Regions from separate parts of the Mus musculus genome. Here region 2 is linked to region 1. The links are chromatin loops, found by intact Hi-C in ENCODE. Cell type or tissue: gastrocnemius. All regions are shown on one strand. Each heading gives the region's core, and the rest is flanking DNA. Links, peaks and the distances in the headings are about the cores only.

The links. Peaks named below come from ENCODE experiments on the same cell type or tissue, not always from the same donor. Only the 100,000 strongest peaks of a DNase experiment are listed, where the experiment ranks them.
Region 2: it touches region 1 in a loop (14-fold over the local background); 1 of 42 quality-filtered maps calls a loop at or near these places.

What each region holds. Positions count from the first base shown.
Region 1 is chr6:124,963,635-124,969,002 of GRCm38, forward strand. It overlaps Cops7a (COP9 signalosome subunit 7A), which reads right to left and starts at 1,878. Exons shown (of 8, transcript NM_001355542.2): 1 at 1,768-1,878; 2 at 1,090-1,294. The coding sequence starts at 1,251. Gm23851 (a small nuclear RNA gene) reads left to right here and starts at 649; the gene lies at 649-753. In gastrocnemius, for the core only: CTCF peaks have their summits at 1,998, 3,301 (motif pointing left) and 4,359 (motif pointing left); DNase peaks (open chromatin) are centred at 1,887, 2,315, 3,281 and 4,356; H3K4me3 peaks cover 1,998 bases; H3K27ac peaks cover 1,858 bases.
Region 2 is chr6:124,827,272-124,832,588 of GRCm38, forward strand. It overlaps Usp5 (ubiquitin specific peptidase 5 (isopeptidase T)), which reads right to left and starts at 2,213. Exons shown (of 20, transcript NM_001326594.1): 1 at 2,014-2,213. The coding sequence starts at 2,124. Cdca3 (cell division cycle associated 3) reads left to right here and starts at 2,905. Exons shown (of 6, transcript NM_013538.5): 1 at 2,905-3,002; 2 at 3,232-3,379; 3 at 4,091-4,217; 4 at 4,875-5,168; 5 at 5,295-5,317. The coding sequence starts at 3,260. In gastrocnemius, for the core only: a CTCF peak has its summit at 2,775; DNase peaks (open chromatin) are centred at 1,104, 1,847, 2,245, 2,846 and 1 more place; H3K4me3 peaks cover 2,749 bases; H3K27ac peaks cover 2,454 bases.

The sequences.
Region 1 (5,368 bases), core at 232-5,231:
GAACTGAACCTATACTGAGCCTTGCAAACTACAGACAAGGGCTCTTTCACTGAAAAGACCCCCACTCCTTTTTGAGATGGAGTCTAAGTTGCCCACGCTGATCTAAAAAGTTGTGGTCCCCTATCTCAGCATCCCAAGTTCCGAAATCGAAGCCAAGGCCTCACAAGTGCTAAGCAACTACTCTATCAGCAGTTAGATTCTCACCACCATTTTAAAGAGAAAACTGAGGGTTTTCTGATCCAGGTTTTCTGACTTATTTTGTTTTTAAGATAGGGTTTCTCTGTGTAGCCCTGGCTGTCCTGGAACTCAATCTGTAGACCAGGCTGACCTACAACTCAGAGATCCAACTCTTTCTACCTCCCAAATGTTAGTGACAGGATTATTAAGAGGTATCACTAGGCAGGCATGGTAGCACAAGTCTTTAATCCCAACACTCGAGAGGAAGAGGCAGAGGATCTCTGAGTTGAAGGCCAGCCTGGTCGACAGAGAGAGTTCCAGAACACAGTTATAGTACATAGAGAAACCCTGTCCTGAAAAAAAAAAAAAAAAAAAAACCAACACAAAAAGATATCATACTGGTGGACAAGCTGGAGTTTATCAGTGGTATTCTTAATGACTTGTTCTTTTGCTTCAAAATTAAAGATTTCTGCTTGCTTCAGCAACACATATACTAAAACTGGAACGATCCCGAGAAGATTAGCATGGCCCCTGAGCAAAGACGACACTCCAATTTGTAAAGCGTTCCATATTTTTAAATAACAAAAAAAATTATGCATGAGACATAGGCAGGGATTTCCCACACATTCAAGGCCACCTTAGACCATAGTTACTAGTTTAGGGCAGCCAGGACTACACAGTGAAATCCTGACTCAAAGTGTGGGTACAGAGGGAGGGAGCACTAAGTTTACAGACCCTTTATCTGTAAGATAATGAAGACCTTTATTTGATTGATTTATTTTTCCATGTTGAGAGCTAATTATCGGTACCCCGATCACCTGAGTGGTTACTGGGTACAAAAAACGAGCCCAGCACTCAAGAGTTAACTTTGGTCCCAACGTTCTTTGGGGACTACCCAGGCAAGCAACACACCTCTCTAACATTAGGCATATCCAGCAGTTCCCCAAACACGTAGACACCAGGGGCCTCCAGCACCTGGTGGATGAGTGTGGCCAGTGCCGCCCCCTTAGCCGACTTGGCAAGGAGCAGAAACTGCTCTTGGTTCTGCCCTGTCACCTTCACCTCCGCACTCATGGCTGCGCCGAGGTGCGGGGCTCTGGCCTCAAGATTTCTGGAGCTGCAAGGAAAGAGGAACGTGAAACTAAAGGTCCCTGGACCCTGCGAGGGTGGTCAGCTCGAAGGGACGGGAGCTGCACGCTCAAGAGGGACCCCGCCACATCCGCAGTGAGTAAGTGGGGTCCTGAGGTCTAAAAGGCAACTCGAGGGCTCCTCCAAGCCAGCCCCATCCTGGCTGCCACGCCCACCCGCTCCGTCATCCCGGGCCCAGTCCCAAGCCCCACCACGTGCACCCCATTGAGTTCCAAGACTGATGAACCAGGGAAGGGAGAGATAGCACATGGTGTCTACCGGACGACGACGAACCCCCACTTCGGGACGCGAGTCGTGCACGTGGCCGCCCCCACGTGACCTCACCTCCTCGCGCCTGACTCGCGGCTCCACCCCCTCCCTTAAAGAGGCAGCCCCGGGACCGGCCGGGGTCTGCGCCCAAGGCCAGGTCGTACCCCCGGACCGACTGCAACCGACGGCTACCTGGAAGCCTCGTCTCCCAGCGCACGGGGCGGGGCGGCCGCTCCGTCACCTCCGGCAGCGGCTCCCAAGCCTTTCCTGCCACCTCCCCGCAGGGCCGCTCTAGCCGCTCGCTTCTATGGCCAGCTTCCGGCCGTACTTCCGCTCTCGGGAGGCGGGTTCCGGGCGGCTCCGGCCTGCTTCCGTTTCCGGACCGCGGGAGGCGCGAGAGCGGCGCCCATCTTCCGCTCTGTCCGTGCATCTTTATGGGTGCGAGAGCGGTGAATGCAGGGTGCGGAGAGGACCTCGGCTCTGCGGAGGTCCGGGGGAGCGACCCTCCCGGGAGCTGCAGGACAAGGCAGGATGGCGGCCCCGAGTTCCTGCGGCGACGTGAGCGTTAGCGGAAGGCGAGAATTCGCAGAAAGAAAAAATAAGGGAGAAAGGAGAGAAACGAGGCTATAAATAGTCCAACAACTTATCCACTCTTTTTAAAGAGCAGAAGAAAAGTTTAAAGGGTAAGGGGGCAGGAAGTGGTAACACATGCCCCCACCCCACCCCCCGGCGTATTGGAGGTAGAGGTAGGGGAGAATCAGGAGTTCAAAACCAGCCTCAGCTCCATCGCAGATTCCAAGCCAGTTTGAGCAACATGAGAACCGGTCTCAATAAGAAAGAAAACAAACCCCCGAGTGATTAAGGGGGAAAAGGAAGTGTATTGGTTAGGCTTTTGAGGTTTTCTTCCCATAGAAGTTTCAGATCGCATGACCAGACTTTTGGCCATGGTTACTACAAATAAATATTGAGTCATTTTTTTAGTCTTTGGATCCCAAATTAGCAAGGAGAAAAGTGTGAGTGGAACCAAGGCAGATGAGGAAATTTAAAAGTTAAAGGATTCAGCCGGGCACTTGTAATCCCAGCATCCAGGAGGCTGAGGCAGGAGGATTGCTATATGTTGGGAGGTTATCCCGGGCTACAGTGTGAGAGACCCTATCTCCCAAATATCATGGTGGTACACACCTTTAATTAGGTGGATTTCTGAGTTGGATCATCCGCCACTAAATAGACCAGGTTTCAAAATGAAACAAAACAAAAATCCTTACAGAAACCATATAAGGAGGAAATTAAGGTAAAGCCAGGTTTACTGTTAGATGATTTGTAATCCTATCACTCAGTAGGCTGAGGCAGGAGAATTGGACCTTCAAGGGCTGAGTTCTGGAACTAACCTGTAGGACAAAGAAATATGGATAGGGTCCAAGTGCATACCTGTCTGATTCCGTCGCTTCCTTCGAGGGATGGTGGTGCATGCTTGTGGTCTAGCACTTGGGAGGCTAAGTCAGGAGTATCTTAGGCCCAAAGGCCATGTGAGCTGCATAGTTCCAGGCTGAGAGTGGGAGAGAGAGAAGAGTTAGAAAACAAGGCAATGAATGGGCTGGAGAGATGGCTCAGCAGTTTAGAACACTGGCTGCTCTTTCAGAGGTCCTGAGTTCAAATCCCAGCACCTACATGGTGGCTCAAAAATCATCTCTAATGAGAACTGGTGCCCCCTTCTGGTCTGCAGGCATGCATGCAGGCGGAACACTACACATAATAAATCATTTGCTTTCTGTCACCATGTGGAAACACCAGCCAAAGCCAAGGCTTTCACATCCTGATCACCGTCCATCCTGGTGGGAAGTCTGGGCAGAGCACGAGGGATGCGATGACTGACTTGCTCTCTAGGGCTCACACTAAACACCTTACACCTCCAGGACTACTTGCCTGGTAGTGTCACCCACAATGCACTGAGCCTCCCACACCAATCATTAATCAAGAAAATAACTACAGGGCTGCGGAGGTGACTCAGCATTTAAGAACATTTGTTGCTCTTGCAAAGGACCTGGTTCGATTCCCAGCTCCCACAGTAATCTAGCTTCGGGGCATTGAATGGGTTATTAGGCACCAGCGATGCACATGGTGCACGTGAGTATTTGCAGGCAAAACACTCAAAAACATAGTTTTTAGAAAAGAAAATAAGTCCATAGATCTACCTACAGGCAATATAATGGGCTCATTTTCTCAACTGAAGTTCCGCGTTTAAGATGACTCTAGCCTTTGTCAACTTGACCAGACATTTTTTTTTTCCTTTTTTTGAGACGGGATCTCACTATATAGCTATATATCATGGACTGTCCTGGAACTCACTGTGTAGAGTGAGCTATCCTCTAACTCACCAAAGGCTGCCTACCTCAGCCTTCCAGGTGTTGGGATTAAAGTTGTGCAACACCACACCTGAGTATAATCAAGATTTTTAAACCACTATTGATAGCTCACAGAGAGAAGCAGGAAGATCAACCAGAGACTATTACAGGTGTTCAGGTGAGCAATGAAGTTGACTTGGACCAAGCAGAAACAGTGGGAATGAGTTGTCGGACTTCAGTGAACATTATTTGCAAGTGGGTTAGATGCAAGGCATGAACAGAAGAGTTTTAAGAGTGACATCATAGGGGCTGGAGAGATGGTTCAGTGGTTACAAGCACTGGCTGTTCTTACAGAGGTCCTGGCTTCTGTTGCCAACACCCACAAAATGGCTCAACTGTCAAACTCCAATTCCAGAGGGTTCTGATGCCCTCTTCTGGTCTCCACGGGCACTGCATGTGATGTACACATACTTGAAGGAAAAAAAAAATAAACTTTATTAGTTTGTTTTTTATTACAGGGTTTCTCAACTGTTTTAAGACAGGTTTCCGGGTGGCTGTCCTGGCACTCAATCTGTAGACCAGGCTGGCCTGGAACGGACATAGATAAGCCTGTTTCTGCCTCTTGTGCTGAGACTAAATCTGTGTACTACCACACCCAACTTAAAGTCTTAAAAAGAAAATGACAAGTTGTGTATGGTGGCACATGCATTTAATCCCAGTACTCCAGGGAGGCAGAGGCAGGAGGATCTTTGTGAGTTCAGTGCCAACCTAGTCTACAGAGTGAGTTACAGGACAGTGAGAGCTACACAGAAACCATCTGTTGGGGGGCAGGGTGGGGGAAAGGAAGGAAGGAAGAAAGAAAATGATATTACAGCCAGGAGTAGTAGCATATGAGGGTCATGTGTTTAAGGCTAGCCTGGGTTACATAAGAAGATCCTTCCTTGGGAAAAAAATTGAGCAAAGGAAAATAACCTGAAGTTGTACAAAGCTCTTAAAGTGTACATCACAGGCTGGAAAGGTGGCTCAGCCATTAAAGGCTAGTCTGGTAACTAAAAAGGCAGAGTGCCAGTCATTTCAATTTCACATAACATTTCCAGAAAGTTCGAAAAGAAAGAATGCTTATTCTATGAGGCCAGAGCTATGTTTTGATAAAACCAGTCAAAGACAAAATGAGATTGGAAACTATAGGTCAGCATCACAAACTGACACTGAAATCATCAGCAAAATATTTGCAAACCAAATCCCAAAGTGTGGGAAACTGACTGTATCAGGACTCTCTTGAAGTCAGACACGATGGCTCATGTCTGTCACGCCAACATTTAAGATGTCAGAGCAGGATGATGGTTCTAAGTGCAAGCCCAGTGTAGGTTACAGCATGAGATGCAGTCTCAAACCCAAAGAAATAGAGAAGGCCAGATGTGTGTGTTACACTCCCGTTTGTATGTGTGTGG
Region 2 (5,317 bases), core at 318-5,317, 140 kb before region 1:
AGCCCAGGCTGACCTAGACTTTTCTTCTGTTTCAGCCTCCCAGGCCTGCCTGGGGTGACAGGTTTGTTGCCACCAAACCTGTTTGAGATATCCCAGAACAATCTGGCAACACTTGCTGAGAGAGCCAGACAACATAAAAGTCAAGAAGAACAGGGAAAATTAGTGCCCACCCTGAATCACAGCTGAGGAGGGAAAGACAGGCTCCCCTAAAACTAGGCCAGTCTTCCAATGTGTTTTTACGTGTGAGTGCCACTATAAGAGTGACAGAGCAAGTGGGAGAGGAAGCTGGAAAGGAGTCTTATCTCAGATCCAAGGCTTTGAGCCACAGGCATCCTCTTCCTGGGATATAAGTCTTAGAGGCCTTGAAATTTTCTCCACTGTGATAGTAAAGTTAGGACAGTATGGTATCTGAGGCAGTTAGTGGACCAGTAAATTACACTGCACCACTCCTAGAATAGTGTAGACCGCAGTGTTCATTAATAAAGCATTTCTCACCACAAAGCTTAGCTACACTCTCTTGCTTCCATAAAAAGAATGAGAAGATGATCTGACCAGCTTCAGTTTGTTACTACGTCAAGTAGGCTGGAGAGCCCTTGCCTCAGAATGAAAAAGGGAAGGTGCTGGAAAAATTACAAAACAAATAAACAAACAAAAACATTATTTTCCAGTCATATAAAGTACCAAGGAGAGACAAGAACAACTGTCTTGTCTTTAAGTGTAAACACTGACCCACTGATTTCTACCTTTCGTCCCTGGGAGGAAGGTGAGAACACTCAAGTAACTCTTCAGATGAAAATAAAAGGTGCTGGCTTCATCGCTGGTGGAAAACCGTGCCGGGCAATCATCCTTTACTTCTACTAAGGCCAACCTGAGAGAAGCAGAGCTTATCTGGGGCGCTGATCAAAGCCCAGCAAACCAAGCAAAGCACAAATCACAGGACTGGTCCTGAAGTGGGCATCACATTATGCTGCTATACTTGGCACTGGGGATGCATTAATGAAGCCTTTCCAGTCTGACTTGCAGTTTTCAGGCCATGAGCTGGTCTGGCTTAAAGCTCTGGGCAGGGCCCAACAACCGCTAGAGGGGAGGGGTGATGAAGGGGGCGGATCCCAACCAAACTGCGGCCCTTTCAGTTAGGGCCTGAAGGCTCCTCTCTGGCTGAAGATGACACAGGAAGGCAGAACTGCAGGAAGGGAGGTACAAGGTGGAGCCTGCAGAACGTGAAGCACGGTGTGGGTGGCGGCTTTGTCTAACTAGACAAGAGTGGGAGCAAGACGAGAAAGGGGCCTTAGCATCCTCCAAAGAAACCCTTTCTAAGGAATACTTGAGAGAGGGGTTGTCTCGGCAACCTGTGAAGGACGGAGGAATGGGAGGGGTCGCGGCTATAGTTCACTTCAAAGGAAAAAACGACTAGAACTCTCCATTGGGTATTTTTCCTCCTCCCTGACCAATGGCCCACCTCCTCATCCCCTGTCCAAATTAACCACTAGTGGAGGCTATTTAACTCAGTGTTTCTCTAAATCGGACTTCTTCACAGATTGGCATCCTCTTCCAGACTAGAAGCTGCAGGATACATACCTTCCCAATCTCAACCCTTGCCCTGAACAGCGGGGAGTCGCCCCTACTCCTCCCACATGAAACTACAAAACCCGGAGAGCCCTGCGCAACGTGCAAGGCCACATTCAAGGGTTTTTCTGGGAGTCGCCTGGGGGATGTAGTTCGCCGTACGGGTTACAATTCGAACTTAGAATAGGAACTAGGGACATGGCCAACTACAATGCCCATAATGCTTCACGAGACCAGGAGTGGGCAAGGCGAGAGCTGTAGCTTCCGGGAGTGGTAGTCATACTACAGCTACAGAGAATGAAAAGCAAAAGCAGAGAGGTATGGAGAAAACTACAAGTCCCAGGGTGCATCGCAAGGAGGCGGTAGCCCAAGGTTTGCAGGCCTGGCCGAATGACCAGGGCAATGGAAGGAAGTCGTGGTCGTCGCGGGCGTGGGGAATGGGCTTACCGGCGTGTCGAAAGAGAAAGCGCACTCGTCTTTATGGACCCGGTCTCCCGCCTTGGGGACACGGATCGTCGGTAACACTGACAGCAGCGCCTCTTCACTCAGCTCCGCCATGACACCGGCAGCAGCTCCTCCTCACACAGCAGCTCCCACTGTACCTAGTACCGCCCCCCTCCGTCTCTCGCATCCAATGAGCGCGACTCAGTGTGCGCATGCGCTAAAGGCAAGACGCGCGAGATCGGCAGTTGGACCCAGCCTGCCTCCTGGCGCTCCACCCTCTGCCCCCACTCAGCGAATACCAATAAAAAGCGCCGCGGGTACAACTGATGGCCGAAAGGACCAATCCTGCTCTCCCAGGGCAAGTGCTCATGTGGCGGTTCCAGGAGGGCTGGGAGTTGCAGGAGCTGTGATTCAAGGACTCTAGAATGCCTTACGTGCAGAGCAGAAACTGTGAATTGTTTAAACGCATTGATTACTGAAACTTTGCCAAGGACTCGTCCAATCAGAAAGCACTTGTCTTGGTATTTGAAAAGCAGTAGTCAATGAGGCGATTTTGAGAGATGCGTGATAACTCCGTCAACCAATAAGGATGGCTGTTTCGCTTTAGACAAACCATATTAACTCCGTCTCCAGCTGGCTTTGTGCATACAGTCTGATAACTCATTCTATTTTGTTTAATGAAACAGAAAGGCCGAGTGGCACCCATCAAGTCCACCGCTGTCAGGCTGATACTAAACAAAAGTCCCCAGCTCACGGAGCCACCACCGGAGGGCAAGCCAGTCCTCAGCCCATTGGCCAGTCCTCATGATAGACATCCTTCAGACCAATGGCTTTCTGCTCCGGAAGGCGCATTTTCCACAACTGGCCTATGAGAGTCTGCTTCGGCTTAGCCAATAGGGTCGGGGCAGGGGGCGTGGAGGGAAGTTTGAAACTCCGGGCTTTGGGAGTTATTTCTCTAGCTGGTGTTCGGGCAGAGGTCGAGCTGGGGCCCGGTAAGTAATGTGAATGAATTAGTGGTTAAATACGAAGGCTCCCGCAGACCTGACTGCTCTGTTAAAAATCTCCATTCGTTATCCTTGCAGAGTTCTCTGGGCTAGCGACCCGGAGGTTCCTCTGCTGGAAGCTGGGAAGATCGGGTGGGTATGGGGTCAGAGGTCCGACACGGAAGCAGTAAGCTCTGAGTCTCTTCTGACGGACGTCCCTTCCTCTGCATCTGCACAGCCGGGCCCCGTCCCCAGCCCCAGTGGAGATGGGTTCGACTCAGAGCGTCTCAGGCACTCCAGCACGGCCTCTGCCACGCAACAAGCAAGTGGCTCGAGTAGCAGACCCTCGTTCACCTAGTGCTGGCATCCAGCGCACTCCTATTCAGGTATACTGGGCTGGGCTGGGGAATGCAGGGAGGCTGTCTGGATGCGGGCCTCTGCCTAGCTTGTTTACATGAGCCCTCATTCCCACTGCCACTGGAACCCTACTTTCTCCATCCCTCCCCCTTTTATTATTTATTTTTGAGGCTCTAATATAATCTTGTCATATCTGCCTGTCCCTCCCTCCAAACCCTTCCGTATACCCCTCCTTGCTGTCTTTCAAATACATGATCTCTTTTTTCATTAGCTGACTTTCTGCCTTTTTTTTTTTTTTTTTTTTTTAAAGACGGGGTCTCACCATGTAGCCCTGTCACAATGGAGACCAGGTTGGCCTCAAACATATAGAGATCCTCCTGCCTCCCAAGTACTGAGATAAAAGGCATGTGCCATTACCGTGCCTGGCAACTTTCTGCATTCTTTAACCTGCACTGGGCAGTCGCAGGTCTGGCTAGAAATATGGGGAGGAGATAAAGGTCAGGGCCCAGACTTTTTTTTTTTTTTAAAGATTTATTTATTTATTTTGTATATGAGTACCCTGTTGCTGTCTTCAGACACACCAGAAGAGGGCATCAGATCCCATTACAGATGGTTGTGAACCACCATGTGGTTGCTGGGAATTGAACTCAGGACCTCTGGAAGAACAGCCAGTGCTCTTAACCGCTGAGCCATCTCTCCAGCCCAGGGCCCAGACTTATTCTAACCTGTGGTATTGACAGGTAGAGAGCTCTCCACAGCCAAGCCTACCAGCAGAACAGCTGAACGGTCTCAAACAGGCACAAGACCCAGATCCCCGCTCTCCTACTCTTGGCATTGCACGGACACCCATGAAGATCAGTGGTCCAGGCAAGTGATGGGCTCAGGGGGTGCCTGAAACTGACACCTATTCTAGGGTGCTTTCACCACCATTTTTGTTTTACTGGGTTGTTGTTGTTGTTGTTGTTGTTGTTTATTTATTTGGTTTTTTTTTGTCTGGGGTTTTAACCAAAGGTCTTAAGCATGCCAGGGTTTCTATCCTCCTGTATGGGACCTTTCTCACTTAAAAACATTTTCTAACACAGATTTGGGGGTGGGGGTGGAGGCCCACACCTGGCACAGTTCACATGTGAAGGTCAGAGGACAATTTGAGGGAGTCAGTTCTCCCCTTCTACGTGTAGCTTCTTGGCCTCCAACTAGGGCCATCAGGTTTGCTAACAAGCTCCTTTGTCCGCTGATCGGCTGTTTTTGTCTTTTCCCATTTTCTTTTTAAGTCAAGGCCTCCCGTTGTATCCCAGGCTGGCCTGGAACTTGAGGCAATCCTACTTCAGTACTGGAGTGCTAGAATTGTACCTGGCCGGGACGCCACCCAGCGCTTATCTCCGATCTTCTCCAGATCATTTTCCCCCCATCCTGGTTTCCCCCTTCCCGCTCCCCTTCGCTCTGAGCAGGAGCCCGACGCCCCCTTATCTTCCCCTCCTTGATTTGGATCGGGAAGCTGCAGCTTCTCGGCCTTCTTTCCTCCAGACCCTCAGTGCTCACTGGTGAAAGAGCTGAGCGAAGTATTGGAGACAGAAGCGTCGGAATCGATTTCCTCCCCAGAGCTTGCTCTGCCCCGGGAAACGCCTTTATTTTATGACCTGGACCTGTCTTCAGATCCTCAGTTATCCCCTGAGGACCAGTTACTGCCTTGGAGCCAGGCTGAACTCGATCCCAAACAGGTGTTTACCAAGGAGGAAGCCAAACAATCCGCAGAAACTATAGCTGCCAGCCAGAACTCAGACAAGCCCTCCAGAGACCCAGAGACTCCCCAGTCCTCAGGTACAGAACCGAAGAGCAAGATGGAGGGAAGAGAAGCTAGAGTCACGTCCTGGGATAACGGAGGACAAGTAAACTGTAAGCCCTCGACTTTAAGTCCTTACTCTAACAAAACCTTTCTTACCACAGGTTCTAAGCGCAGCAGACGAAAA